Linked DNA regions of Homo sapiens: region 2 is linked to region 1. Evidence: chromatin loops called from intact Hi-C (ENCODE). Cell type or tissue: PC-9. All regions are shown on one strand. Links, peaks and the distances in the headings refer to the core of each region. The heading gives the core; the rest is flanking DNA. Region 1 overlaps SEMA5A (semaphorin 5A). Region 2 has its middle 69 kb from the start of MTRR.

Evidence for each region. Hi-C counts contacts between places; a loop is a spot of excess contacts. Peaks named below come from ENCODE experiments on the same cell type or tissue, not always from the same donor. Only the 100,000 strongest peaks of a DNase experiment are listed, where the experiment ranks them.
Region 2: a loop joins it to region 1, with 7 times the contacts of the local background. A loop is called at or near these places in 2 of 110 quality-filtered maps.

The regions. Positions count from the first base shown.
Region 1 is chr5:9,031,307-9,047,192 of GRCh38, reverse strand. It overlaps SEMA5A (semaphorin 5A), which reads left to right. Exons shown (of 23, transcript NM_003966.3): 22 at 2,609-2,820; 23 at 4,177-12,160. The coding sequence ends at 4,296. Among named protein-coding and RNA genes, the nearest start is that of MIR4636, 15 kb to the left of the region's middle. In PC-9, for the core only: no CTCF peak of the experiment used is centred there; no DNase peak of the experiment used is centred there.
Region 2 is chr5:7,929,737-7,945,622 of GRCh38, reverse strand. No RefSeq gene overlaps it. Among named protein-coding and RNA genes, the nearest start is that of MTRR, 69 kb to the right of the region's middle. In PC-9, for the core only: no CTCF peak of the experiment used is centred there; no DNase peak of the experiment used is centred there; H3K27me3 peaks cover 6,007 bases.

The sequences.
Region 1 (15,886 bases), core at 5,318-13,317:
GAAGGCATTGACCCTGAGAGTGCTAACAGCTCTGTCAGAGAGAGAAGAAGTAAGAACTTGTGTGAAATCAGCTCTTGCTTATCTAAGTATAGCGTCATTGTTACAGTTAAAGTCCCAGTGGCTGCTGGTGAAATGTCCCCTGGATACTTTATCTGTCTGTCCCAGGTTGGCAGTTCTCCAGCCCTAGAGGCTTCAAGACAGAGTCAAGAAAGGCCAAAGATGCTGAAACCATTGACCAACTAAGCTGGAAGTGAAAAGTTGAGGTGGTTGTGAGTGAGTGAGTGAGTGATCAGGACTGTGCTGGGAACTGCATTATCCACTGGCACTTCAGTGGTCAGGAATGTGTTGTGAGTTTTGCCTGACAGTGAGTCAGAGAGAAAGCAGCCTCCCTTCACAGTGTCCATGCACCCGAAGGGGCAGATCCAGCTCCAAAGTCCTGGGTTCCTGGAACACATTGTCTGGAGCAGCCAAGGAGCACAGCTTAGAGGGAAAAGTTCAGGGTTTAGGGACAAAGAGAGATATCCGACCTCTGCCATGTATCACAGGTGAGGCCTTGATGGCATCTCCTGACTGTAGGTTCAGCTTCCCTGGGGCCTATCAGCCACTGGAGGGTTGCATGAGGTTCAGGAAGGACTCAAACAGAGCCCCGTAGACCTAGGCCAGGTGGGCACTCACTGAACAGTGACCCTCCCTTTGACACCAAGTATTAGAGCCCCGTGGGTCCGCATTGGCAGGGTGGAATCCCTTCCAGGTAGGGAGGATCATGAGCACAGGGAAGACAGCTCAGAAAATCCCTGGGGAGGAGACAGACTGGGGTGGTTACGATGCACCCAGGCTCTTCTCATTATCTCCAGAGCCTGAAAGGCCTTGCTCTGCAGCCAGGTAGACTTGCCAGCATCACAGTGATGCTCAGCACATACCTCCAATCGTCTCACTGGGTGCAGGGTTGACAGGTCAGGGAAAGGTATTAGTGACACTGCCCCTCACCCTGGTGGTGTGTGGAGGAGACACTCTGGGGAAAGCTGGTGTCCTCAGGATGTGCTCTGAGCAGGTGGCACATGAGGCCAGTACCCCATGGGCAGCAGCCACTTGGTTCTAACAACACAGAGGAAGATAACAACACAGAGGAAGATAAGGCCCTGTTTTACTTTACCCAATTCTCCTGAAGCCCAGTGATGTGGCACTGACGAGATGCTGCCTTCATTTGTGGAAAAGCTTGAAACTTTAATAGTAGTATTTCACCAACATACACAAGGAATATCTGTTGTCTTTTGTTTGCTCCGACATAACACAGGTCTTGGTATGGTGCCTTGAAATCACTTGAGCCAATCCTATTTTAGAGATATAAGTCCATGCTGGCAAATTTTCTGAATGCTTTGTATTCATAACTGCAGGAAAATAATGAGACAGAAGAGATGCCATTAAATAGGAAAACATTAGGGGAAAAGAAGGTCATTTCATGACCATTTAAAATATCATATTTTGTTCATTTAACACAAATCCCTTATTTCTTTTTAGTAAACCATTTTCTTGACAAGACCTTCAAAATACAACATAAGTGAGAAAAGTGGTACGCAGGATAGTATTTACACCACACCAGCACACATGTGTGCTGAGTATCTCCGGAAGGGCACGGGAGAAAGTGCTTATAATAGTTACCTCTAGGTATAATAGTTACCTCTAGGAAAGGATTTATTTTTCCTGTAGACCCTTTTGTACTTTCTAATGTGTGCATATTCATACTCAAAAAATATAATGAAAAGTGTATGTGTTTATGTGAATAGAAAACATTTTAAATAGGATGAAATGGAGAGAGAGCTAAAAGCAGTCTGGCTTGCAGGCGAGCAGTAGATTAGAAAAGTAGCTGCTTCTCCCTTGTTTTCAGGACACAGCCCTGCTGCACAGGGAGGCTCAACCCATTGAGGTGCATGAATAAACTTTTCTGCAGAAACCCTGTACACCATGGATTAGGCTGCACTTGAAGCAGAACACTGTTGTGCAAACCTTTAAATAATAATAAAAACATGCTTCTGGTAGAGTATTAAAGTTTAAGGTCACTCCAAAAGACTATCATTCATAAGAGAATGAACTTAAAATATCCTGTGCTCTGCCAGGCACAGTGGCTCACACCTGTAATCCCAGCACTTTGAGAGGCTGAGGCTGGCAGATCATCTGAGGTTGGGAGTTTGAGACTAGCCTGACCAACATGGAGAAACCCCATCTCTACTAAAAAATACAAAATTAGCCAGGCATGGTGGCACATGTCTGTAATCCAAGCTACTCGGGAGGCTGAGGCAGGAGAATCGCTTGAACCCAGGAGGTAGAGGTTGTGTTGAGCTGAGATCATGCCATTGCACTCCAGCCTGGGCAACAAGAGTAAAACTCCATTTCAAATAATAATAATAATAATAATCCTGTGCTCCCTGTGTAGAAGTTTCTTGATGGCCATGACATTTCCAATGAAAGACTCTTAAGAATGATAATTTCCTTAATTTTGGAATGGGGATGAAGCTTTTCATTTTGACTTTCTCTTTTCATCCTAGTGCTTTGAGTAGCTAGGCAGGATGTTCTTTTCAAGTGTGGCATCACTTTGCTCATGTCTCCCTAGAGTTCAACATGTTCCACATGATCGCCGTGGGGCTGAGCAGCTCCATCCTCGGCTGCCTCCTCACCCTGCTCGTCTATACTTACTGCCAGCGGTACCAGCAGCAATCCCACGATGCGACTGTCATCCACCCCGTCTCACCTGCCCCCCTTAATACCAGCATAACCAACCACATCAACAAACTGGACAAGTACGACTCGGTGGAGGCCATCAAGGTAAGTGAATTTTAATATTTCTGCTAAGTGCCTGGTTTTCCTTAACACTTGTAGGGAGTATTTTGATGCCCTTTCTCTGCTGTGGTGGTTTCCTTTGAAACTGAATTTTCTCCCTATGTGAGAATAAGAAACATCTTTAGTCCTTACGACTTCAGGTGGCTGGGAGAACTTATGTCCCAGGAGCCACAATGTCCATACTTGTCTCTTAGCCATGTGGCCTCTATTCTCCACCACCTGTATGGAGACACACCAATTGACTTTTCCCCTTGGACCCTGCTTAAACCAAGATCCACAAGCCATGAGCATCTCCCCTCACTCAGATGGTAGATCTGGGGAATGAAGCACCAGGAATTAATAACACGCCCCTCCTGGCCTCTCAGAAACTAGCTCCTAGAGTAGGGAGGAAGCCCAAAGAGGAACACGAGCTCCTTCCATGAACAACAGCTTTCAAAACAAACATTTGGATCTCAAGAAAGGGGCTCCTCTGAGCATGATTCCAACACATCAGCTTGTCTCTGATCACTGTTACTATGGGCATCAGAAGGTAATTTACCCAGTCCTGTGTTCCCACTGAAGATTCAGCAGCCACTTTTAAGATAATCAGAAATGTTTCTCTCATGAAGATAAAGGACGTTGAAGGTACGGACAGCTGTCCAGTCTTTAACGAATCCTTCTAGAACATTTGTCTGATACTTTGCCCAGACTAACCCTGGACAGATGGCCATTGGGCACCCTCCTTCATCTTCATTTTAATCCTCTCAATATATATGTTCTACCTGGCTCAGTTGAAGCTCTTTGAAACTGCAGGTGACTTTAATGACTATTAATAGAAAATGGCTACAGTGATCACCTTCTAATAAGTTCAGGATGAAAAGCAATTAAGGCATTTGAAACCTGAGGCCCTTACTTAAATAAGTTCCATCAAGGTCTCCGATAAATGTCCTCACCCATGGTCATCTGAAAGCTGCTTATATATCTATTCAGTTATATGAATACGAATTTAGTTATATATATTCAGTTACAGTCAAAGTGTCTGTTAATTTGAAATCATTATAGTTTTAGGTTTTCTAGAGATTTAGATTTAGATTTTCTTACCTCCTGCTTCTCGTGGTAACTTCATAACTAAAGTTGAAAACTTAACCAGAAGATATCACAAACTGCCAACCTTATTCTGGTAATTAGGCAAGTCCTCCATGGGGCAAATAATCTGGGGAAGCAAATAAATAAGAAAACATATTTTAAAATATGGAGTCTTAGCAGAGAGCTCAAATTCAACATAATAGTCATCCTTGTTATATTATTTCTGAAATGCTACTCAGCATTCTTAAACCTGTTTTTTTTTAATATATTTTCCAGGCATTTAACAAAAACAACTTGATCCTAGAGGAAAGAAACAAATACTTCAACCCACATCTCACTGGGAAGACCTATTCTAATGCCTACTTTACAGATCTCAATAATTATGATGAGTACTAACAGCTTTCATGTTTTTGGCTTCTTGTAAATCCCCAGTTCCTCAAGGCCTGTGCCCCATGACTGCCCATGTTTCTGAGGCTTCAGAGTCGAAGTTTGGATACATTTCAAGTGCATTTCAAGCCACCAGAGTGTCCCATTGCTGCCAAAAATACACGTCTTTAAAAGCAACAAAAATTGAAATAAGACATCGTGAAAATCTTGACCATTGTTGAATGAGCCAGGGTGTGAAGTTTTTAATTGTGTTCATCCTATTTTTCTGACAAGTCCATTGGTTTGTTTTTTGAGCATTATTTTATAAATGTGCCACCCACATTGGAAGGAGTCTTTCTTTAGAACTTTGGAGTGTAAATCTTCATGATGTTGTAATTCAAGAAAATAGGCACTTTCTCTGAAAGACCTGCTCCTTCCACAAGAAGTGCATAGGTCCATAATATTTCATAAAATGAAGAAAAAGAATGTGGCCAAACAATTATTCACCATGGATTGCCCAACTTTCCAAATCTGGATAAAGCTGTGGGATTCTTGGAAGCAGCTTGAGTGTTTTCATCTTGCCTGGGAAGCCCAGGAATTCCACCTGGTCCACACCGGCAGAAGTTACAGTAGACTGTGAGGCACCCCACCTTGCTCCTGATGCAGTTTCTGTGCCATTGCTGGTGCTGGTGGAGGCAGCGGAGCAGAGGCTCAGGCACAATGAAGCGTGGATGTGTTCTGCAGGTTGCTGCAAAACTCACCTTATTCTGACTTTTGGATTTCATGGCATTCCAGGAAGCTCCTTGCCATGCTGTTGGCCTGGAAGTCCACCTGTCTGGTCCATAGTGACGTCCTGAAGAGCCAGTCTGTAAAATAACCAACCACTTACTTAGCGTTTGGATAGACTCCATGCCTTCTCTCTCCCTGCAAAGAAAAATCTTGAACATTTATGATGTCAATTAGTGAAAGTATTGAAAATACTAAATTATAACTAAAAGCAACTTTTTATGTTATTGAAAATATTGAAAGAACTGATATTAATGATAATCATTTTATTTTTCATCTCTCTGATATACCCAATGTGTGGCAATCAGCCCCTACCACGAGCATTAATACCATGTAAAGCTGGCTTTCTGGAGTCTGCCAGGTCCACACGAAGTGCTACCCCCAGTTTCTGCTGTTACTTGCTGCCTCCAGGCCAGGGGAGCAGGAGATGCTCAGCTCTGGTGCCTTTTCTTTTATTTCAGTGCTGCCTTCCCACCCACCCAGTCCATTCACCCTCACCTCTCCCTGCATGGAGGCAACAGCATTTCAAGATGTACCTTGGGAAGTCAGGATAGCTGGAAGTAAGGGTTTTTGGGATCCCTGTGGTCTCTTCACTGATCATCGATAAGCATTTAAGAGTGTGCTAACACCATTCACAGAGGTCCCTGGAAAAAAATATATAATTTTCTCACAAACAACCAATACATAACCTATGGCAGTTGGTTGAATAATTATTGAAAAAAAGAACACGACTGAAAAAGTTCATCTGATGCCTCTGAGCATGTGATAAAGTCCTGGGTAGACACGGAAACGTGTTCTTACAAATGAACCTTCGGATCTATGAAAGAAAATATAGTAGGGGGACTAAGGAACATAGAATTTTATTAGCATATGTGATTTTACCCTTATCTTTGTTTCTAATTTAAAGAAACAATTTCAGAAAGTGTTAGAAGAATTCTATGTTTAATAATGAATATTGTTGAGTTCAAAATATTCTCATATACCCAGATTTACAGAGATGACACAGTATTGAAATGGCAGGTGGGCTCTGTAAGTTATTTTGGATTAATGACATTCAGGGTCTTTGCAGTGGGGACTTCATGTTGCCTCTCACTCATTCCTCATATGTCAGAGTCTTCTGTCTATATGCACATGCTCAAAGTCCATACTCAGTAGGGGAAATCTAGCCGGATGGTTCTCCAATTGTTCCTCGGCTGGATTTTCATCATCAGATATTTCAACTCATCTCATCAGTTTCTTGTAAGAAAAAAACATTTTCACTTTGTAGCACATTTTAGTTATTTTTGAGTCTTCTTCCCTAATAGTTTGTAAGCTTAAAGGGACATTTTATTTTCCCTGGTAAAGAGGATTCTAATATTTCAAGAATGTTTCACTGGAATTGATGGGAAATGGTTTCTAAATGGCATCGAAGCTGGTCTTTAATGAGTCTTTTGCAATGACTTGGGAAAAACACCCTCCCTCACTACAGGATCTTCATGTTGTTAATAATATAAACAAACCTTTGAAATTAGCATTGCAAAAGAATCCCATTTTTGTTTCGTACCACACTGTTCAAAGGAAAATTGTTTATCTCTCTTCCTTTCTCTCTCTCTCTTATTTGACAGAATAGCAAGTGTTTAGATAATTTCAGATATATTCTAAGTATTTTACCAGCTGTGGAATAAGTTGTGTTTGTCCATCACTGTGTAGCTACCGTTCACATGTTCTGGCTCTGTACTCCACGCTTATCGCGTGAACCCTCACATGTTGGACTTTCACAGTGTGATCTCTCACCTGTCTTGGAAACTCCTTCATAAAGCCGCTCTTCCTTAGGCCTGGGCTGTTTGGAAGTCCTGGTGAAACTTTGCGGTTCACATTTTAAATTCCTGAATGACCTTTTCATTCTCTCTTTCTTTATCTTTGTTTTTGTCCTTCATTCCCTCCTTTTGTTCTTCCTTCCTGCCTTCTTTTCTTCTTTCCTTTCTTCTTTCTTTAATTCTTCCTTTCTTCCTATTTTCTTGGTACAAGTGGAACAAAAACCAACACATAGTTTTAAGCTACACCTTTCTGCACCTGATGTAAAATGACATTAATCACTATTTAACTTCTAAAATTATTTCTGAATACAGTTGGAGATAGGCTGGTTTTCATGAGGAAGCTGGCTTGGCTTTAGTCTTACATTTAAATTCTTTGAAAGTGGCTCCCAGTGCTATTCAGGGTCCTTTCTTGAGGCCAGACTCATCACCATCTACTATTGATTTTACAGTGCACTGACAGTTTACAGGAAGGAGAAGAACAGAATTTCTGCACACTACACAACATGTGGGCTTCCTGTAGCTCCAGGGACATGTAGCTTTGGTGAAACTGGGGTTTTGTAACCTCTGAATGATATGGACTTAGTGAATTCTAAGGAACTCAGGGGGCACGTGGTCAGGCTCCACCGCACAGAAGAGCCACAGTCTCCAGACTCATGGCGTTCCCTCCAGAACTCCCCATTCCCCTCTGAGCATATTTCTATGCTGCTGCTTCTTGTGACTTACATGAGGCATCTCAGCTTCTTCATGTTTGTAGGGATGGTTCCCTAAGCCTGTTCAAGTAGGCTCTCACTAGAGTTACCATTCATATTTGAGAAGAAAAGAACATTTAATAAATGTATGTGTGGGGCTGAGGTTCTAAAGGAATTGAAAAGAGACGATAAACATTGAATGAGGGTGAGGGCATCCCTGCTGGGGAGAAACCTCTGTCCCTAGGAAGAGTCCGTTCATGTCATGTGGTTTGGGATGAACCAGGGGTCTGGCCCCATCGGGTCACAGGTGATGGCAAATAGAAAAGAAGCAAATGGAGGAAATAGTCGGATAAGTAGGTGACGTGAAAGGCAGGACCTGGTCACCCCAGCAAGTGCTATGGACAGTTCCCGGAAACGGTTGCCCACTTCACAGGTCCATGGGTCTGACCCTTGGACTCTGCCAGGATCAACTGCCCAGAGTGCCAGAGTTTTAGCCAAAGGTGTACTTACTTCCTTATTTATCTGCAAAAGGATGGAAACTGTGGGAGTCAAAGCCTATTTTGCTGAGTGTTCCCACTGGAGTCTCTGGTAGAATTAGCAGGTCATGCTGTCAAAATCATGGACAAAGGCTGGGTGCAGTGGCTCATGCCTATAATCCCAGCACTTTGGGAGGCCAAGGTGGGCGGATCACCTGAGCTCAGGAGTTTGAGACCAGCCTGGGCAACATGGGGAAACTCCATCTCTACAAAATATACAAAATATTAGCCAGCCATCGTGGTGCGTGCCTGTGGTCCCAGTTTCTTGGGAGGCTGAGGCGGGAGTATCATTTGAGCCAGGAGGTTGAGGTTGCAGTGAGCTGAGATCACATCACTGCACTCCATCCTGGGTGACAGAGAGAGACCCTGTCTCAAAAAAAAAAAAAAAGAACAAAGTCTTAGCGGGGGGTCTCTATGTCCCCAAGTGGCTCTCTAAGGGGATCCATTAGCGTATAATTGAATATCAAAGGGAATTTTACCTTAAACATATATCAAGTCTATACTCAGCTAATCGTTTTGTCTAAACACAGCCTTGTTAGCATTTGAATTTACAAATATTCATTTGCTTATTTGCAGTGTTCCTTTTGCTTTTAGAATAAATCATAAATATTTCCCCAATACTGTCAAGATACTTCTTCAACTTTGTCCCTGAACCATCAGCTTTCTTTAGGGTCCGGGTATCCTTTACACTTCAATGGGGTTTTCTTGTGTGTGTCATTGGGGGTAACTCCATTGACCTCAGCATTTCTATCTCAAGAGATGGCTCTGGAACACAGAACCAGAGGCAACAGGTACTAATGGTTGATAAAATTAACAGCGACTGCATAACCATTTTCCACATGGCAGGGCTGTGCTTAAGCCCCACACCTCCAATAATCAATTTCTATGACGGTACTAATAACCTTAACTATATGCAAATTCTTCACCACTTATGATATGGTACAAACTGGAGTTTACAGATGGCCTTGGCCTTGCCTAGCCCATTTGTTCATCCTAACTTCTTCATCACTTCCTGATGCACTTGGGGAAGCATGTTGACACAACGTTACCAATATTTGATTACCTATGGTTATCTGCAATTACCTACGCTTATCTTATCAGACCCTAGATGCCATTTGAGCCCCTTACTTCTTTGGGCAGTGGGTGAAATGGGAGAACATAGAGAAATGTTCACTTTGACCTAAGAAACGCATAAAAGGGAATGCCATGCACAATGTAAGATAAAATGTTTGGGGACAGGGGATCATCGTGAAATTTATTTCTGCTATTCTGCCCTATTGAGGTCATTAATTATAATGGATTTAAAGATTTTTTTTTAAACTCTACAAACACTAAGCCAAGGAATTCAGGTTATCTGCTATGTTAACCTAATAAAGCAAAGGAAAATAAGTTGCTTTAATCCTTGCTTGTTAACCTAATAAAGCAAAGGAAAATATGTTGCTTTAATCCTTGCTTCTTTTCTCTTTTGGTAATAGAAAAGGTAAATAAGATGTAATGTTGAACTGCTGGTGATGATTTCTAAAACGACTCTTTAAATACTCCTTTCCTATGGACTTATATTAAAGATGCATTGTACACATTGTTTTAGCAGATAGATCAAAGATATACTCAGTGGTCATCTGTTGCATTATCAGAAATTTGATACATGTTACAGAAGCATGAGGAAGGGAATCCTATCCACTTTTGAAAATAGAGTTCACATTGCAAGCGACATAGGGCATTATCAAAACCAATTCAGAGCCTGGCACAAAATGTATACTTCCTAGTGAAAGCTGTCTCAAAACACAGCCTTTTTGATGGATCATATTAGCTCATATCTGCCATAGAAAGGCAATCAAGCTTACTCCCTGCAATCGGAGTCAATATCAATTCTTGCTCAAGCAAACATGTTTTACAGTGTTGGCGCAATGGCAGGAACTAGTCAAGGGCACTTTCAGATCTGGAAAGAGGAAAGAGGAGGTAGAAAATCACTCTTTTGTGTTTCTTAAACTGTCAATCAAGCAAGAAAATTTATTCCACCCCTTCATATTTGCTCTAAAATCTGGGGCCAGTAGTTGAAATGTGATCTTGTTCTTTCTCAGCCTTTTGGCAATTTAATGCCAAATATTCCAAATGTTAGATGAATGGCAGTAATAAAATGATTCAAATGTTTGATAAATACAAGCTGAGAGCAAAATCTGGACTCTGAAAAATCGGAACTATTTTATCATGTTGCTAAAATGAGAGCATCATTTTCTTCCCTCTCTGTAAGTGCGGTAGTTTAATTTCCTAGAAAAAGTTGCTAGTGCCTTGTTTAAGATGATCATTTATCATTTCATGTGGATATTATTGGTCTAATTAGAAGGAGAAGATTGATTGGATTTACTTTAAAGAAAATTATTCTCCTATGTCTCTTTGAACTCAGGAATAGAAAATGACCAAGAAGCACATCATCTTCAGATGTGATTTTTGCCCTCACTGGGGATGTAGAACCAGAATAGGTACAACATATGCTCAGAAGAGAGGTGACTTCAGTATTAGCCTTCTAGAAACTAACATCACTTTAATTTTTACATGTTCCAAAAAAAATCATAGTGATTGTTCTGTAATAAGAATGTTAACGTGATGCCTATAGAAGTTAGAGGTTTTTGTTTCTGTTTCTCTTCAGGCAAGTCCATAGATAGAGGAAAATCAGACACAGGCTGGTGACAACTGGTATAGATACAGTGAGCATGGAATGAGAACCACCTACAACATTGCCTGATTATTTTTAAGTTTATATCAAAACTGCTTCACAAGTTCACAAAAGTTGTCACTCTTAATTTGGGTTAAGAAAAGTAATAGTATTATCTCTGCTGAAGTTGATTGTTTTTCTCTTTTACCATGACTGTTGGCCAAAAGCAAGCTGAACCTCTGCACTTTGAAACAAAGCACAGTATGAATCTTTAACCCAAGCACTTAGTTTCACCACTGAGATTCTACATCATCTGCAAGAAAATGCACAAACTTTTGGTCCAATGTTGGATTCTTCAAAAGTGCATAGCAAAACTTTTGTGCTATGCCGCTTGATGTAACTTTTAAAGATGTTATCAAATGTTAAATGCCTCATTCTGCGTTAATTTGCTGTTGGCTGTTTTGTGAACACAAAATAAACTTGAGATTTTTTTTTTTTTTTTTTTTTGTGAAACTCCTCCAAAGCCAATTTCAGCCCTTGGTAAGCTTGCAGACAGTTACTGATCTTAAATTTAATTTTAAAAGACAATGTATCTTAATTATAATTTAGCTTTTTAAAACAATGAGATAGCTTTACATTTCCCCTTTGTTTGAATGAGAAAATGGATCTTGGGTTGCTATGCTAGAACACTTGTAGATTGCTGGGTCCTTTGTAAGGGGGCCATGGACACACCACACTTTCTTTCAATCCTTACATTTGAAGCATTGATATTCTTCAAAACCTTCTTGTTACATGTGCGCAATAGAAATTTCTAATGTTCATGACTTTTATCTTTCCTGTCCATCAATTCACTGGTTGTAAATGCTTCCTGAGAGCTGTCTAGGTCTGTATCCCAGATTGTTGCTTAATGACATCTGACAGATGCATTGTTTTCTGAAATCAGCTTAAGACACCAATTGTGGCAACTGGAAACTCATTACCTGCTGCATTGGATCAACTATGGAAGTTGGAGCAGGGGTGGGCGGAGGTCACCTAACCAATCAATGGAAGGCAACTCACACCTGCTCCAAGCCTCAGCTTTGAGAAACAAACACGTTTATAAGAAAAAATATATAGCTATTATTACAGAAGTGAATATGTTGTGCTCTCTTACTGCTCTTGGTGCATTGACAGTTTCTGTATCTCAACCCTATTCATCTTTATGAAAAAGCATTCTGAAGATCTATCCTCAGCACTGCTGAGTGTGCAGTCACACTTTCCTACCAACCCCCTTCTTACCATCTCTAGCTGCCATTTGTGGGGGGAACAAAACAAGGGAATCCTGATTGTGTACAGTATAAATTGTATTATATTTTTTGTACTTATGTTTTATGTAAATAGTTTGTCTCATTCAATTGTATGTGAGCATTGAAATAAATCCTACCATTTAGGGGACAATTTAGTGGCATTTTTCTTTGTATTGCCTCTGAGTGTGCGGTCTCCCCAGAGGTGCTAAGCAATGGCCACTGCTCAAAGGAATGAATTTCATCAGAGTGAAGTGCAGACCACTTCCTGCTGAGGAAAACTCATAACACTCCTGTTTATCTTCAGGCCTTTTGAATGGTGGCCAGGACATGACATAAGGATGTATTAAAGCACTTTTAGAAATATTTCCATGGGCAACAGGAAATATGTGATAAGGAAGGCCAATTAGGCTTTCTGTTTACAAAGAGTTGGTATCAGGTTGAGCTGATGAATGATGCATTGAGTTGTATTATACTTACCCTCTCTCCAACACACCCTATTCCATTCTTCTTTGCATAAAACAAGGTTTTTCTTGAATGAACTGCTGTCAGTCAGCATGAACACAAAGATAAGAAGCTTGACCCAGGAAGACCACCCTATTTAGTGAAAGCCATATTTCAATGTTCATGATCCCATTAAAGGAAAAAATATACATGCATATGTATGTATTTATATATGTCATATATACACATATATGTATACATAAAAGTATATGTGTATAATTATTTTATATATATTTTTCAGTTGACCAAAAAGCTGAAAAAGCCCACTTAATATGGGGCCAAAAATTAACATAATACAACTATATAAATATATGAACTAGTGAAGCATGTTATAAAGATTAAACTGTTTTAACCCCCAAATTACTTATTTTTTCATTAAGCAATGAAAAATTAAAATTTTAAAGCATTACATGAATAACCTATATTTGGCTATTAGTTTAGAAAGTGAATGGAATTTACAGTGTCATACCATAATTTTGTTTCTTGCCTTTTTGTTCCTGAACACTTGTAATCTTGGTAATATATATTCTGATATTTAGATGGTCTCACAAAATGCTTGTGTATCCAGGTCCTCCACATTTCATTCACTTGCTTTAAGAAACAGGTTGAAATATGATTTCAAATATCTTTCTGGACCTACTTGAAATATATGATGTAATTTTTCATTTAAAATATCTCCTCAAGCCCCATTTGGGAAAAACAGCATAAAGGATTGAATGTACTGACTGCACAATTATGGATATTTAGTCTAAAAGGAAATTTCCCTTAAAGTAATATGAAACTATTACTTTTCTGAAATTATTCTTGGTTTATTCTTTATAAAGTAGATATGATTTTCTTTATAAAGTCAAAGTGGTGTCAGAGATTGCTTTTGTCACATTATTCTGCTTGCTGTACATTTTTCTTGGAAGCATTTGCAGCTCTTACCCTGCAGTCAGACTGAGACCCAGGACTGAAACCACAAGTTCACGTTTGGTTAACATAGATCTGGGTGTTGCAGAGATCTTAAGACTAGAGCTACTAAAAGCATGATGGAGGAAATGAAGCTCAAATATAATTATGTTTAATAAAATGTAATATTTTGAAAATGAGCCTTATCATAGGAAACAGAAAACTGCTGAAATATGATTTTTAATTCTTAATCTAAGTGGCCTTGCCTAAATGCCAGAGGGTTGGCTGTTCCTCACAAGGATGGATTCACGGGCCATGTTTCCTTTGAAAGTAATGCATAGGTAGTGAAGACATCTACATTCTATCTCCTGTCCACTCACTTTGCTTCCTCTCTCCCGCCTAGGAATTGCTCTAAGTCGTCTCCTGTTTCCTATAGTAGTTGCAAGTTACCTGGTTTCATGGTGCTTCTCTTGAGGTTCTGTGCCTCCTGGTGACAAGAACCTACCCTTCCCTGAGAGAAGGATGCTGGTGGCAGCAACATGTCTGGAAATCCCCATCAGGAACATACATGGGAGATGACAGTGGAGCAGCCATTTAGAGAGTGAATTCCAGGCAACAGCACAGCTCACAGGGCCTCTTCCACCCAGTGCCACAAAACACATCACCCTCCCTTTGGACTAATATATTTGCCCTCCTTTCTCTACTTCCTTTCTAGCTGGAAGTTCCAAGAAAATGTGTTTTGTGAAACAATGGAATTTTCTTGGTCCCTGAATTTATCTTGAGGTGAAATGATAGTAGTTAAATTCCCAGATTTTACAGAGAGGAGAAAGATGCCTTGAGGACCCAAACAAGTACAGCCAGGTTCAAACCCAGTGTGGCAAATCCCCACCAAGACTCTTTTCCCTCCAGCCCTGTTCTCAGAAATAATTAAGTAAATTTCAAACTCCTGTCCAAAATCTTGGTGACCTGTTTAATCTCTGTGAGCTCTTTAGAAAGTGTTTCACTAAAATACACTTTCCAACTCTCTGTGCTCAAAGACGTGTCCTGACTCTGCATTTAGAGTTCTTTCCACCCCTATTCTAAAATCTGGAGACAATCTAAGAGTAAATAACACAGAACAAGACATTCACATCTTCACAGATAGTTGGAAAAGCTCCAGCATCCATTGTGCTAACAGGCGGGGATAAAATGAGGGGTGGCATGGTCCATGCCCTTTAAATAGCTATTCTCTACGCTGCATTGAGTCCTTTACAGAGACAGAAGTTTAAGGAAGTAAATGCATGAGATTGGGAGGACACAGCAAATGCACAGTTCCCAAGAGATTATAAATGAAGTTGGGTCAAAGGTCATTTGTTGGCCCCATATTTGATATCAACTTAGAAAATTGAGCAGGAGAAATGCCATGTGTGGCTTCCTACCTTGGAGTTTCTCCCCACCCACCTTCTTACATCTCATCTTAACCCTCCCCCAAAAGGAAAAAAAAATACAATCTATTTCATACTATTCTCTTTCCTGAGACCAGAATACTTTATGGAATCCAGGCTTGGTGGGCCTTTCTCAAAAGAAAAGAGGGTGTCTGCATGGGATGTTGTTCTTTCACAAATATTGGCTGTTATAATTCAACAGCATAATTCATTGACACAGGTTCCGTCTAGTCTAAATTTGAATAATTGAAATTAGTACATGATGTTTTCAGTAAGTGTATCCCATAAACAGGGAAAATGTTCATCTTCCTTAAAGAAAAGTCAAACAGACCATTTTCAGCAACAGTTAGTATGCACACATGGGATAAGCTCATTACAAATGAACACTGTCAGTTACTAATGAGATTTTTATAATAGGGCATACAATTTGGGCTTGTCATTCTCTTCCTTATGTAAGCAGTATTATTGCTTGTACTTGAAACCATAATTCTTTGGAAAAGTTCTTTAAATCAGGCATTTCACAAAAATTTGGATAAGTTACAAAGACTTTGCTATGTTTTGTTTGAGCATTAGATATATTCAGGAAGGTCACGTGAAATAAAGATTCTGCCTTATGAAGAGAAATTTCCCTTGCTCTACTCCACATCTTCGAATGGACATGGGAGGATGGAGAAGGAAGTTGGGGCAGGGGCTTGACTTCAAACTCCGAAAGACAGGCTTAAGCAAGCCTGAAGATCCAGAAATGATAAATGGCTCAACCACCTGACTTCCTTATCCCCCCTCCCTGAAGCTCAAACTCCTCATCATTACATCAAGCAGTAACATATAGAAAGAACATGAATGATAATAAAATTGAAAGATACACCATCAATGCTTCATATACAGTAAGTTCCCAATAAACGATGGTGTAGTTGTCATTATTATGACTCAGGGACTCACTTTACTTGTATTCATCTTCTCTCTCTGGGAGCAGTGCAAGCCATTTTCCCTCTTTAGACTCAAAGTTGTAGGTGAACCAGTTTTATAAATTAATAAGAGTGACTGCAGAAGCCTTTGAG
Region 2 (15,886 bases), core at 4,058-12,057, 1.1 Mb after region 1:
TTACTCTTCTTAACTGTGTAATTAAATACAACTGTAGTAAATTAAACACAGACAAAAATGCTTTCCTTGACATAATCTCAGTACAGTCTGCCTTAATTCTAATTAGCAAAATCTTCTGTTTTAAGAAACAATTTAGTTTAAAAGGTTTTAGGCATTTTTTATGTTAAAGTGTTGGCTATCACGACTTTTTCTGTAGTTTTTATTTCCTTAGAGCTATTCTTTGAGTGTTACTAGAGTGGGCTGCAGGGAATTGGAAAGCTTGGATGTGGGGCATGCTGACGGCAGTACTTTGGAGATGATATTATAAAAGCAATGTAGGCTGGGTGTGGTGGCTCACACCTGTAATCCCAGCACTTTGGGAGGCTGAGGCAGGTGGATTGCCTGAGGTCAGGAGTTCAAGAACAGCCTGGCCAACATGATGAAACCCTGTCTCTACTAAAAACACAAAAAATTAGCCAGGCATGGTGGCGGGTGCCTGTAATCCCAGCTACTCTGGAGCCTGAGGCAGGAGAATCTCTTGAACCCGGGAGGCGGAGGCTGCAGTGAATCTAGGTCATGCCATTGTACTCCAGCCTGGGCAACAAGAGGGAAACTCTATCCAAAAAAAAAAAAAAAAGCAATATAGACCAGCTTTCTTATGGGAAAGTGTTTCAAAACCCATCTTATCATAAAAAGGTAAACCCAAAGGTAAACCAAAAAGGTAAACCAAAGGTGATTTAGTGGATACAATAATCTTCTCCCAAAGAGACAAAAGTTGGCAACCTTCTTTCTAATGCATCCATTTGAAAGTTAGACATATTCACTTGGTTTTCCACTTTAGGCTGTCAAATTTTTGTAGACATTGGTGTCCAGGTCTGACAAGGTGAACGCAGGATTCAGACGATTCAGACATGCCCTGGATTTTTCCCTCAACCCCTTCCTCTCCGTTGTTTCCAAGCATCTAATCTTTTATTTCTGTTGGCAGAATTATCCTTGCCAAAGTGAGCAAAATTCTATCTCCACCTGAGTTGGGTAATATCTCATTGTTGTTTCCAAATGACTTTGATAGTTTGTCACAAAGGATGACCTTCAAAAGCTCCCCAAATTCTTACACAGCCCAACAGTAGGATTTGTTGTTACCTGGGTCCCAATTTAATTTTACTACACTGGCAAACTGTAGTTCCTGAAATGAAATAACCTGACTAAACTGTAAAGTTAATAGTGATGAGTTTTAAGATAAACAGGACAGTTGGTTATTTTCTAAGCACTGAGCACTGGCCCCAGTATCCTGATCTGCAGGCTTTGCAATTTGACATTTGCTGACGCAGACAACAGAGGGTCCATTTATAACAAAAAAGCACAGTCTCCCACCCGAGGGAGTTTTCATTCTCTCAATGCACCTGTCATCTTTCTCTCACTCTGCAATTACAAAACCTTTTCCACCTGGTTGTGCTGTAGTCATTGCCTCTGGCTCTACGAATGGATTATCACTTCCCAGGGAGGGCTTCCAGGGTGCAGATTCTTTCAGAAATAGCAATTTGATTGGAGGTTTCTATTGGTGCTGGCAGCCCCTGGCCCATGGGTAATGGGGCAGGAAAAGCACATCCTTCCCACCCCATGGCCACACTGGCTCGGCCTTTAACTGTCCTACATATTTGTGTTCCACATAAACGTTTCTATTTCAGAAAGAAGGAAGCTCTACAACATAAAACAAAAGTTAAGTGAAAGCCACTTGTCTGCAGAAGTGAGAGTTGTTTTTGTTTCTTTCTTTTTGTTTTGCGACAAAGGTAGACAAAATCCTCATTGTGAGGTTCTTCCAGGTCTAACTCCTCTCTTTCCTTCATGCTTCTCTCCACAGAAATGCTCTGTCCCTGTCAAACTCATCTCTTTACCACCAACCACTGCAACATGACACATGCAATCTCACTGCCTTTCATCCACTAATACTCTTTCCTTTGCATAAAAAGCACAACTATTGATTGTCAACATCTGCCCTTCAGGATTTGCTCAACTCCTACCTTTTCAGGAAAGTAGCCAATTATTTCTATCTCATGGGGCTCCCTCGTGATCCCCACGGCAACTTCACAACAAGGCCTTGAGGACGCTCCTCGATTGTTACTTCAGAGCTGTACACAGTAGACTTAGATCTTCTGCACGACATCACTCCTCATCTAGTGCTTCACAAATGAGAATACTCAGCCAAGAGTAGGACAGTTAGTCCTTAGAAAATTCGTTTAAGCCTACTGAGTGAAGAGTAGGGTAGCTAACAATTAACAAATTTGTTTAAGCTTTGCAAAGTCTTACTTTTCATATGCATATGACGAATGACTGAATTTTCAGAAAAGTAATATCTTTCTATGAGATTGCCGTTACCAAGAATAGATCCATACTGAGATTCAGCTGATGTGAAAGATTTGACTTTTGAGAAATTATGTTTATCCAGGTAGGTGCCAGTCCCTCCCCAGCAGTGAGATGTTTGGATGCAGTCAGTTGACCTGATTTGATAAATGCCTTCCATTTTGTGAAGACAGGAAGAAACGGACGATGAGAAGAAAAAAGAAAAGGACTAAACTTGGGCATTCCTTAATGAATGCCAGTCACATCTCAGCGTAGGCATTTCTTAGCCTTACTAAAATCCTTTAAAAAGTCCATCACGCTGGTCCTCATTAATCCAGTCATTTCCCATGTGATCTCCGCTTTTATGAAAAGGTTTTCAGAACCACTCTCTACACATGCAGTGATTCTATTATTGTGTTCAAGGACACATCATCCCACATTTGTCTGCAAACTGCACATGGTTATGTGATGCTGTTCTCCCACGAATCCAGAATTCACTCATGCACATCCACACTTCATATCCAGTGTACACGCCAATGTTCTCTCACCCGGCTCCCTCTGGGAGAGTGGCAGGAAGTGGGTGGGTTGGAGCAGAAGTGCTCATGCAGCTGAGGGCACCAGCAGGCTCACTAGGCTGCACCCCAGTAAATGTAACAGTAAATTTTACATTGTAAAATTTTAAATTTTAAAATGTAAACGATCTCAAAGACCTGAGTTCCCCTCAAAGATCAAATCGCTTAAGAAATTACACTGCTCCTAGTTACCCATTCACTCCCCTTCCAGGCTTCCCAGGGCACAGGAGGTCCACACTGGTGGTGTAATTCTGGCCATGGTGTAACAGTAAATGTAGGGTCTCTGTTTTTCTAACTGTATTGTGAACTTCTTGAAGGCAGATCATTGGAATCTTTTACTTCCTTGTATCAACACTGCATCTCCTGAATTACTAAAAGTTTGTGGGTTTAAATGGACTCTGCCATTTCTTGGCATACTCCAAGCTAGAAGCAGTGAGTGTTTCAGCATCTCTCAGCATGGTTAAGGTGGCAGAACCAGATGTAAGATCATATTTTCAGTTCACGTTGAGACTTGCATATGTGACTCCATTTGCACTGCTCCAGGCATTTGGCTGGCACGAGTTCGTTTTCAAATTTCCCCAAATTTATTCAGGTCAAAAAACCACTCAAATGCAGAGCCAGGCAAGGACCTTATAATTGATGAGGGCTGGTCTTGCTCCAAGCATTTGGCCTTTTTGTTCTATATTATTCTTTCCTTAAAACAACTTCAATTTCTCTGCCTGTCTCTAACCACAGATGTACATTTCCCAGGTGCTGCCCTGTGCTGTCCCCAGTGAGGTCCAGAGCTTCTCCTGGGAGGCTGAATGGATGGATAATGCCCGGCCTGGCCCCAGCTTAGAGGATGCCTCTCAAGTGCACTGATGCGTGCATGATTATTTTGCAATGTAATCCTGTTCCCTGGATTACAGCTGGGTTTCAGGGAGCTTTCTATTCTTTCCCTTGGTTCCCTCTGGCATAAACAGCACTGTGCTCTCACATTTGGCTACCCTGAAACCTGTTCCTTCTCCCAGCCATTAGAAAGGAATTGATATACTCAGTCGCTCCAACTGCTAACCTTTATACTCTAGGAGCTGGTTGTAGAATTAGAGACCGCTTTCCTCTCACAGACCTTTGTAAATGCTCTTGCCTATCACCTTATGTATGGATCACATATTTTGTCTCTTGTGAGGGAGTTAACAAAAGCCTTTCAAATCTAGAAAATATTGCATGCCTATATAAATCATGTCTCCTGAGCTTCCTTTAGCCACTTTTATATCAACTTCAAAAGTTTAGGAATATATTAGTTTTATAAAAATCAGCATTCTCAATTTTTTATTTTTATTGAATCTCTGTTGGCTAAGGATTTACTTGGGGTTTCTTTGTTCCTTTCCTTTGTCCCCACTATATTAGAGGCCAAAATTAATCAGGTCCACTGGAATCATACTCATCCTAGACTCTCCTTTCTTTTTCAGCATTCCATTCCTCACTGGATTTACAATTCTCATACAAAACCTGAGTGACATCTTTGGACGCCTTTCATCAGGATCTATAGTGCAATTACCAGGAAGTCTATATGTTGGTCCCTGGAGTTTATTCAAAAAGTAATACCTGTATTTTAGATGGACATCTGGTCACCCCAGGACATAGCTCCAATGTTTCACAGACCAGCTCTCATGCCTGATCATATCTACAATAGTGAGGACCCATCTTGGGGTAAAAGTTTAAGAGTTCTACTCAATTTTTTATCTAAGGTCATGGAGTTCAAATTTCACTAAGGAAGATTAGGCACTAGGAGCTACTTAATTAGGAAATATCCATCACAGCTCAGATTACCCTCCCTGCAGCCTATGTGTCAGGCAGACTTGTCCAGCAGGCAGTAACTTTTGCACTGGAGCTGCCCTTAGCACAGATGTGGGAGGAGGTCTGTAGCCTTCCTCACTACAGTCTCTGTCTCTGGCAGAGTCAGCATGCATGGTTGATTCCACATTGTGCTATCGCAGCTGGAGAAGATGTAGGAAAAGACACATGCATGCTGGACCGCTCTAGAAGGAGCTGCTGTCCATGATTGAAGCCTCCAGAGGAGGAGGCTCAGGTTCAAGTTTGTGGGCTAATCAAAGTGGACCATGATGGCCCCACGGCTGTCCACATGTCCTGACTTGATGGTGCTTGGGCACAGGTATCACAAGTCCTGAATGGCTTAGGTGAATCTCCTCTGCTCCTCCCATCCTCCCAAATCAGATTCCTCGTTCCAGCCTTGCCAAGAAATGCATCAGCATCCACAGGGCCATTACTGCTACTCTTCTGCTCTTCTGGGAGTTGAGTAAAAGAGCAAATCATGAAAAAAACAGAAGGAAAATGTTTTGCCTGGAATGTTTCTGGGAGGAGGCACCCCTGAGAGTACAAGGTTTAATTTAGACTGTATCTTTTGACCCCAATAGGTCAGGAGAGCCTTATGAAAAAGGTGATGCATTCTCAGTTTTCATTCCCAATCCGATGACCATAGACAGCTTAGACTGCAGTGACCTACTACAAAGCCATTCATTCACTTCAATACTGGCAATACAAAGGTGAGAGGGCCAGGCAAGAGAGGAGGGGGACAGCAAGGATTGTAGGGCAAGAGTGAGGGCTTTGAAGGACTGCGGGGGTTAGGGAGGTGATAACCTCTGAACAGCCATGTGGATGGTGAGCAGTAGAATGAGCTACATGACATCTGGGAGCCCTGAGCTCTGGGAACTCACTGGATGTGTATTTTGTCCCCATCAGTGGCCACCACCCAGCTCAGAACCCCTGCCCATTTCCTTCACCACCTTCCAGATGCAGCTTCCTCCACCTTATCACCCTCCCCTCCCACTGGCCAAAACCCTGAAGGGGCTATATCAACATATATATATATATAAAACACTCCTATATTCTATCAACAATAAACTGCAAATGAAAGAAAGGGAAAAAGGAAGGAAGGAAGGAAGGAAGGATGGATAAAGTCTACAAACTCTTTAAAATTACTGCTTATATCATGGGAAAATGCCAATGTCTGTTTTGACATATTTTTAGAACTGGCAGACTAATTTGCTTAGCAGTTTTCTACTAGGAATTGATGATATTTGAAATGTTGGATAAGAACAATAAAGCTGTGTTTTCTGTAGCTTGACTCAACACACAAAAATGGAAAATGTTAAGATATTTAAATTCTGATGGATGGGCTTGGGTTTTCTGACTTAATGGTGTGAAGTACAAAATGTCATATAATTAATGCATTGAGATTTTTAAATTATAGAAATTTTCAGGATTTATAGCATCTCTTATAATTTAAAACATTTATGATCAAGTCAAACACAACCACTTCATCTAAAAGCAAAAGTTATGAGACCTATAGAAATATCACATAATGTTAACCTATAAGAGCTAAATATAAAAGTGTTCCCAACTCTCCTTGTTTTCTTGTGTAAAACAGGCCTAAAATCTCTCAATCTATTTTTTTATCATTTTAGTAGATAAATTTACTATTTTAAACTTTTTAGGAGAAAACTTGTACAGAAAACCCAAATCTTTCTTTGGGAACTCAGATACGGGCTCCAGAGCTCCAGAGGACATGCCCATGTTTCTATCTGGAAAGCCTTTGAGCCATCACCAAAATTGAGAAAGACAAAACTACTGGTTTGTTGAAAAAAGTCCAGGAGTAGGTGCTGCATATTTGAGAAAGAAAAACAGAATAACTGAAATCTTGCATGCATTGAACAAGCTAAAAAAAGTTACTCTTGAGCTTATTTGAATCCTTTCTGTTTATTACCCATCTCTCTCCCCTGGGCTAGAAACAAGAAGAACCTCTTCCTTCAGCATTCTGACAACCTTTCCAACTCTCTCCCCTGTCCAGTTCTCCCCCTTCTCAGAGACATGCTGTCCCGTGAGTCCACAGCTCTCCTTTACAGAAACCTTAAGAGCTCTGCAATGCCCGGAATTATGTTATCATTTCCTGGTTCTAACTATGATTTCCGGGGTACAGTGAGAGCTTCATGTTTCCACGAGGAAGTTTATGCAAAACCAATTAATCAGAGAAAAGTAATTTCAGATTCTATTTGTATGTGTCCTATAGAAAATAATAAATCAACTATATTCCAGAAAAATAAAACTGGTCCAGATATTACCTTAAGAATGATTTCCTCTTATATTTGACTTTTTACAGTGATGCAGTGAGTGCATGCAACCATTTTTGCTATCCTGAATAAGCTGGGCTACAGGTGAAAATTTAAATGGAAACTTACATTACGTATTTCAAGTAGGTACAGACAGACATTTTAGATTATATTTCAAATTTTATTTAGGAAAAAATGAAGCAGATTCTATAAAAATTTACCTATAAAAGCATCATATGAAACCATCATTTCAGAATATAGATCACTAGAGTTGCAAAGGAAGTTTCAAAAAAAAAAAAGTTGCCCAAAAGCAAATTGTGTCAGGACACACTTCTTCATCCCAATTCACCTCTAAACTCACAGAAAAAAAGTGTAAGCTGTTATTCAAATTCTTCAAAATGTCAATATTTTATTATTTAGAGTTTAAGATACAGTTTAATCACTGTAATATGCTTGCTTCATTAGCTCATATAGCTGTGCGTTTGGGCATTTTCTTTTCTTTTTGCCTTCATTTCAAGAGGGCCTTAGTAAACACACATGGATGTATGAGTGTACATATATTTTTTAAGGGATTATGAATATTGAAATAAGGCTCTCACTCAATGGAGTGATTTTCCTTAGTCAGACATGTTTGTGTTGTGTGTGCTGATTGATAGCAGGAATTCATTCAAAACAAAACAAGTTTATGCGAAAAAGAAGAATTCAGTGTGCTGGAGAGAGGGTGACTATAACCCAACTCAATACATCATTCCTCAAGAGGATCTGTGTATTTGTCCATTCTTGCATTGCTATAAGGAAATACCTGAGGCTGTGTAATTTATAAAGAAAAGAGGTTTAATTGGCTCACATCTCTGCAGGCTGTACAGGAAACATAGCGGCCTCTGCTTCCAGGGAGGCCTCAGGAAACTTATAATCATGGTGGAAGGAGAAGGGGAAATAGGCATATCTTTTTTTTTTTTTTTTTTTTTTTTGAGACGGAGTCTCGCTCTGTCTCCCAGGCTAGAGTGCAGTGGCACGATCTCGGCTCACTGCAAGCTCCATCTCCCGGGTTCACGGCATTCTCCCGCCTCAGCCTCCCGAGTAGCTGGGACTACAGGCGCCCACCACCACGCCCGGAAAATGTTTTTGTATTTTTAGTAGAGACAGGGTTTCACCATGTTAGCCAGGATGGTCTCGATCTCCTGACCTTGTGGTCTGCCCACCTTGGCTTCCCAAAGTGATGGGATGGAAGTAGGCATACCTTACATGGTCAGAGCAGGAGTAAGAGAGAGAGCAGGGAGCCACACACTTTTAAATAACCAGAGCTCCTGAGAGCCCCATCATGAGAACAGCACCAAGGGATTCATGAAGGACCCTCCCCCGCAACAATGATCCAGTCATCTCCCACCAGGCCCCAGGTCCAACCTTGGGGATTACAATTTGACACGAGATTTGGTGGGGACACAGAGCCAAACCATATCAATTTGACACCAACTCCTTATAAATAGAAAACCTGGCCAGCTTACCCTGTCACGCATTTCCTATTGCCATGGACATCACACATTTATCAAGGGTTGAATTTGGCTTTAGAGAACATCCGATGACAAAATGAAACAATTGTAAAGAGTTACATCACAAAATAGGGAACAGAGATTTAACACAGGAAGAGGCATTTAGAATGTCATGATATCTTCAGAAGTCACACGAAGTGGTATAACACAAGGGTGTTGTCACACATCTCAAAGAATTCTACATTAGACTGAATATACACATATTTTTGCAGGTGATATAGAGTTTCAGTGTTGAATCTAGATGCTCAGATTGAAGCTTAGTGTACTACCTTTAACAGTGCCTAAGTTCAAGTTTTATGTCGGTCAACAGTCACCGTACTGGGAGAAAGCAAAACTAAGGGTGAGCTCTTCTGTAAACTTGTGAAGCAGTTTGAAATTGACTTTAAAAAGTAAAAATCAGGCAATGTTCTAGGTGACTCTCATTTAGCCCTGCACCATATCTGTGCCAGCTGTCACCACCTGTGCCTGCTTTCTTCTGTACCTATGGACTTGTCTGAAGAGAAACAGTAACACATTCCAATTTCCATAGGCGTCATGCTGACATTCCTAGTGTAAAACACTGCAGTGGTTTTGGAAGTTGTTTGTTTATTCATTTGTTTGTTTTGGGAAGGTGTAAAATTAGAGTGACATCATATTCTGGGATGCTGAATACTGGATTAACCTGCTGTAACTAAATTCTAAGTACCCCCTGCAGCTCTTCTGGCACTACGGTGGAGAGTGCTGATGCGTTCATTGTTCATTTTCTATTCTGAATTCAAAGAGAATTATAAAATCAATTTTCTTTAAAGTACATCCAGTCAATCCTCTGCTTCTAATTGAAACCAGTAACATCCAGGTGAAATGATAAACCATCACCTTAAACAGGCACTAGCAAATTCTTGTAGGAAGTTGAGCTGTCTACACTTACAGAGATGAAAGCCAGCAATGTGATCTTCTTAGCAACAGGTTAGAAGGAAAGTCTGGATTTTCCAGAATCCAGATCTCCCTTCTATCTTGTGACTCTTTATCTAACACTGAGACATTTTACGTGTTTCACGTTACATAGCATTAAATTGCCAAACAGTTGAGAAGGAAAGGGAGCACATTTGAACTGCTGACCTCTGATTACTAATTAAATAAGAGGTGGAATACAATTTCTTGTCTGACCTACATTTTAGTTTAATAAATATCATAGAGTGGTTTTTTGCCACTAGCATTGCGAAAAGAATTTGTACTACTTTTCTCTTTTTTCGTGAAAGTGTTCTTGACTAGCTAGCTTTATCTTGTCAACATAGTACAATAAGTTTATCTGAGCTAGATCTGATATCAACTCTTATCATGAGTAATAAGCTTGATTTTTTAGTGGATGAGCTAATATGATCTTTAGAACAGACTATATGAAATGACATTTACTAGTAACTGTGCAGTTGATATCAGTCTCTAAATTAAGTTTCTATTAATCTCTAAGCCACTTTTCTACATGAACCATATTTTCAGGAGAGAGCAGGTTTTTATTCCTGATGTTTTTATATCAAATTTCTGAAAATAAACTATAGTAAAATTGAATAAAACATTGTTCCATCTGCTCAGAGAAATGTATAATTCATTTTAATATTAAGCTCATTTTAAAAAGTGTATAAAATATTGCTATTTTAGAAATCACTGCCAATACTTCGACATTGCAGAGAGGCAATCAGGCTGGGAGAATGCATCACCTTCATTGTTTTTCAGTATCCAAAAAGAAGAGAGTTAGGATTAGAACAAAAATTTACAGTTTCAAAGCAGATAATTTGAATGCTTTAGTTCAGTATTTATTGAGTTACAAAAATTTCTTAAATCAACTATAAATCTATTACTATTCATGGCCTGGATGGAGAAGCACAGCAGAAATAAATTCTAAAATAGTGCCCTGTCTGCAAATATTGTATCCAACATGACAATGCATTGTCCAATATTTAACATTACGGTCTGTGCATTTCTCAGGTCAAAGTGAATATTACCCTATTTCTCCCATTTCACACCCACTGATCAGAGAAGCAGGGGACTCAGAATGTTTTTCTGGTGTCTGACATAGATAATCTGCTGATTGGTAATCAAATATTGACTATGTTGTGTCCAGAGAAATCACCAAGTACACCATCAACAAATAGATGTACTGGACAGAACCAATGCAATCATTTTAAAAAGAATGACAAAGTTTTTGCACATGAGTTGATTTAAGGTTGCCATTGGAATACTCTACTTATGCAGAAATGTACTACTAGAGCTATGGGATTAAAGTATGAGCCCCCCCAAATGGAGAACAACTGCTTTGAGTCAGACGCAGTTCATTGTATCTGCTAGTGGTACCTGTTACCTGCTGTTTTGCACCCCATAACCATCTTTTGAGGCAGAAATGCTGAACTCAGGTAAAAGCAATAAAGATACTCTAAAAATTCGTGCACACACACACAAAAAAACATGGAACTGTAAAAGACACCCTGGGGCTAAAGAAAGTTGATGGCCACGGAGCAAAATTGGTGCAGGAAGTGGTGTGACAGTGTTAATGTTCCTGATTTATTCTGAAAGTTAGAAAAACATTTTCAAGTATCCTAACGATATTTGCAAATCCAAACATTATCAAGCTTGCACCTTCAGTGTTCATTAAGAAAGTATTCACACAAAATGATTAGCCGAGTATAGACGATATATTTTGAGGTAAAATTTCCTTTGATATTCAATTGCATGCCAATGTATCCCCTTAGATGGCCAGTTGGGGACATGGAGACCCCTGTTGAGGCTTTGTTCATGACTTTGATGGCATGACCCACTAATTCCACCAGACACTCCAGTGGGAACACTCAGAAAAATAAGCTTTGACTCCCATGATTTTCATTCTTTTGCTGATAAATAAGGAATTAAGGACACCCTTGGCGAAAACTCTGGCACTCTGGGCAGCTGATCCTGGCAGAGTCCAAGAGTCAGACTCATGGACCTGTGCAGTGGGTCACGGGACCCGGGAACTGGCCATAGTGCTCGCTGGGGTGACCAGGTCCTGCCTTTCACATCACCTACTTATCTGACCATTTCCTCCATTTGCTTCTTTTCTCTTGGTGTCACTTGTGAGCCGATGAGGCCAGACCCCTGGCTCATCCCCGACCACATGAACATGAAAGGACCCTCTCTAGGGACAGAGGTTTCTCCCCAGCAGGGATGCCCTCACACTCATTCACTGTTTATAATCTCCTTTCAATTCCTTTAGAGCCTCGGCCCCACAGAAACACACATATTTATTAAATGTTCTTTTTTACTCCAATATGCATGCTAATTCTAGTGAGAATCTACTTGAACAGGCTTAGGGAAACATCCCTACAAACAGGAAGAAGCTGAGATGCCTCATGTAAGTCACAAGAAGAAGCAGCATAGAAATATGCTCAGAGTGGAATGGGGAGTTCTGGAGGGAACGCCATGAGCCTGGAGACTGTGGCTCTTCTGTGTGGCAGAGCCTGAACCAGTGTCCCTGAGTTCCTTAGAATTCACTGAGTCCACATCATTCAGAGGTGACAAAGCCCCAAGTTTCACCAAAGCCACATGCCACTGGAGCTATGGGGAAGGCCACGTGCTGTCCAGTGTGCAGGAATTCCATCCTTCTCCTTCCTGTAAACTGTCAGTGCACTGTAAAATCAATATTAGATTGGTGATGAGTCTAGCCTCAAGAAAGGACCCTGAATAGCACTGGAAGTCACTTTCAAAGAATTTAAATGTAAGACTAAAGCCAGCTTCCTCATGAAAACCAGCCAATCTTCAACTGTATTCAGAAACAACCATAGAAATTAAACTGTGATTTGTGATTAATGTCATTTGACATCAGGTTCCTCTTAGAGGGATTAAATTACTTGGTGAAGTTTAAAAGTATTGGTCTTTAATTGCATTTCTTACAGTAAAAAGAAAGATAAAAAGAAAATTAAAAAGTTATACAGAAGGGAAGAAGGGGGAGGGATAGCATTAGGAGAAATACCTAATGTAAATGACAAGTTAATGGGTGCAGCACACCAACATGGCACATGTATACATATGTAACAAACCTGCACATTGTGCACATGTACCCTAGAACTTAAAGTATAATAATAATAAAAAATAAATTAAAAAAAGAAAAAGTAAAAAAAAAAAGTTATACAGAAATTAGAACTGTGACAAGTGTCCCCAGAAAGTTTTGGCAGGAACCCCAAACTTTCCAGCCTAAAGAAGAAATGCATTATGAAAGAGGTTCCAGTAGAGGTGGCAGATAGCACTGCATATACCCACCACATGACGGTTCATGTAACAGCAAGAGGAGGAGTGAGAGGCATGAAAACACGAGCAAAAGCTATAGAGTCACAGGAAAACAAAAGTTCTTCCACGGCTGGCGAGAATATAGCTTAGAATATAGCTAAAATTGTTCTAAACCAATCGCTCTTCTGCTAAATGATAATTTTAAAAGGTAACAACAATGACACACCACTGTACACCCACTAGGATGACTAAGTTCCAAAACATCGACAATATCAATTGCTGGTGAGGATGTGGAGCAACAGGAACTCTCATTCATTGTTGGTGGGAATGCAAAGTCATACAGCCTCTTTAGAAGACAATTTTGTACTTTCCTGCAAAGCTAAACATAACCTTATCATATGATCCAGCAATAGTGCTCCTGTTGGTTTTCCCCAACAGAATTAAAAATGTATGACCACACAAAAACTGGCATGCAAATGTTTATAGCAGCTTTTTTTCATAATCATCAAAAACTAGAAGAAATCAAAATGTCCTGGTTATGGATCCGTTTGTGAGAAATGTATCTCTTTTTTTTTCTTTTTGGGAACCTCTATGAATGATGTTATCCCACTCTGAAATGCTTATCAATGATCAGTGATAACAAGACAGGAGAGTTCCCTGGTTCCCCTCACAGGGCATGCAATCCCCTCACAGGGGTGCTGCCCTCTGTTCCACCGCCGTGAGCTCAAACCCCCCTTACGGGAGGGGGACCACACAGACGGGAAGGTGCAGGAGCTGGGGTGAGAGCTTTGGGCTCTGGCCCCACAGTAGCATCTGGGGTGGGTGCCTGCAACCCCAGTGTTACAATGCTCTTTTAGCTCTGCCTTGCAGACGGCTTAAGTGTTAACCAGCTCTGTGCCCCCTCTGCCTTTCTGCAAGGGCAGAGGGACAGTGTGACAACTTTCTGTATCCTGAGCTCTTGTCCAGCATCCTGGAAGAATTGGGTCACACAGGGACTTGAAGAGTGGAGAATGCGGGCGCTTTATTGAGTGGTGGAGGTGGCTCTCAGTAGGATGGATGGGGAGCTGGAAGGGGGATAGAGTGGGATCTTCTCCTAGAGTTTGGCCACCCAGCAGCTAAACTCCTCTCTGACCATCCACAGCCAAGCTCCTCTTGGCATTCAGAGACTCCTCCTCTTCTCTCTTTCTCTGTTGCATCATTTTGCTGTTTATCGGCTTGTCTCCTCATCTTCTCACCTGCTTCTGGAGCCTGGGGTTTGGCGTTTATAAGGGTATAGGATAGAAGGCATGGTGGGCCAAAAGGCAGCTTTTTGGGCACAAAAACAGGAATGCCTGTTCTCACTTAGGGCCACAGGTATTCAGGCTTGAGGGTGGAGCCTTTGCCAGCAACCCACCCTCTTCTATCCAGTATTTCCCTGTCTCCTGTCTGTATCAATGAGACCATGAGGATCATAAAAACCCTTACTTGCAGCTACCCTGACACCCCAAGGTACATCCTGAAATGCTGTTGCCTCCATACGGAGGGAAACGGGGGTGGGTGAACTGAGCAGGCAGGAAGGCAGCACTGACATAAAATCAAAGGCACCAGAGCTGAGCATCTCCTGCTCCCCTGGCTTGGATGCAGCAAGTAACAGAGGAAACCAGGGATCACACTTCGTATGGATCCAGCGGACTCCAGAAAGCCAGCTTTACACAGCATTACTGCTCTTGGTAGGGGGTGATTGCCACAAATTAGTTACACTGGGGAGATGGAAAATAAAATATTAATTTTCATTAATATCAGTTCTTTCAATATTTTTCATAACATGAAAAATACATGTTGTTTTTAATTATATTTCACTATTTTCAATACTTTCCCTAATTGTCATCCATAAATATTCAAGATTTTTCTTTGCAGAGAAAGAGGAGGTGTGGAGTCTATCCAAAAGCTAAACAAGTTGTTGGTTATTTTACAGACTGGCTCTTCAGGACGTCACTATGGACCAGTCAGGTGGGCTTCCAGGCCAACAGCATGGCAGGTAGCTCCCTGGAATGTCATGAAATCCAAAAGTCAGAATAAGGCGAGTTTAGCAGCAATCTGCAGAACACGTCCCCGCTTCATTGTGCCTGCGCCTCTGCTCCGCTGCCTCCACCAGCAATGGCACAGAAACTGCATCAGCAGCAAGGTGGGGTGCCTACTGTAGCTTCTGCAGGTGCAGACCAGGTGGAATTCCTGAGCTTCCAAGATTAAAACACACAAGCTGCTTCCAAGAATTCCATAGTGTTATTCAGACAGAGGAACATGGGAGATCCATGGTGAATATCTGTGTGGTCACATTTATTTTCTTCATTTTATCAAATGCCACGAACCCAGGCACTCCTGGGGCGGGGATGAGGGGAATGGATTCTCAGACTAAATGCCTGTTACCTCGAATTAAACATCTTGAATATTCTCAATCAAAAGTGAGAAGATGTCTTGTTCCTAAAGACTTTTTCAAATAAAAATAAGACTATTCCAAAAGTATAAGACTATTACTTAAGAAAAAAAAAAAAGCTCAAGAAAACAATCCACTTCTTAGAGGAAACTGGCGAAACACAATCATCAACTTCACGCTGTGACCTGCAGTGCTTCCCATGGCTCCCCCAGCTGTGCTCCTGTATTATAGACTGAATTGTCACTCGGCCATATGTAATTCTTGTTGCATTTAAAGGATGTGATTTTTGGCAAGGATGGGCACTCATGGCTTGAAGTGTGCTTGCAATATATCACTCTTCACCTCTGAAGCCTCGGAAACGTGGGGAGGCACTGAGCATATACTTAGGGCAATGGGAAATTATGAGAGATGAAAAATATAAAAGCTCTTGGAATTCACTGGAATTCATCAGAATGATCGAGACCCAGAAAGCAGACATTAGAAGAGGTGTTTCTGTGATGTGGCTTGAAGTATTTGCTTCTTTCCCCTAGAATCGTTTTATTATTAAACTCCAGGAAAAAAATGTTTAAAAAAATACTCAATAAGTAGACTTTGAGAGACTATTACATTACGACTCAACTTCTCTCCAAAAGTCCTGTGATGCTAAAATGTGCTTTTTCATGGTGTTTTACCACAGATTATTCACTTCAATAAGAA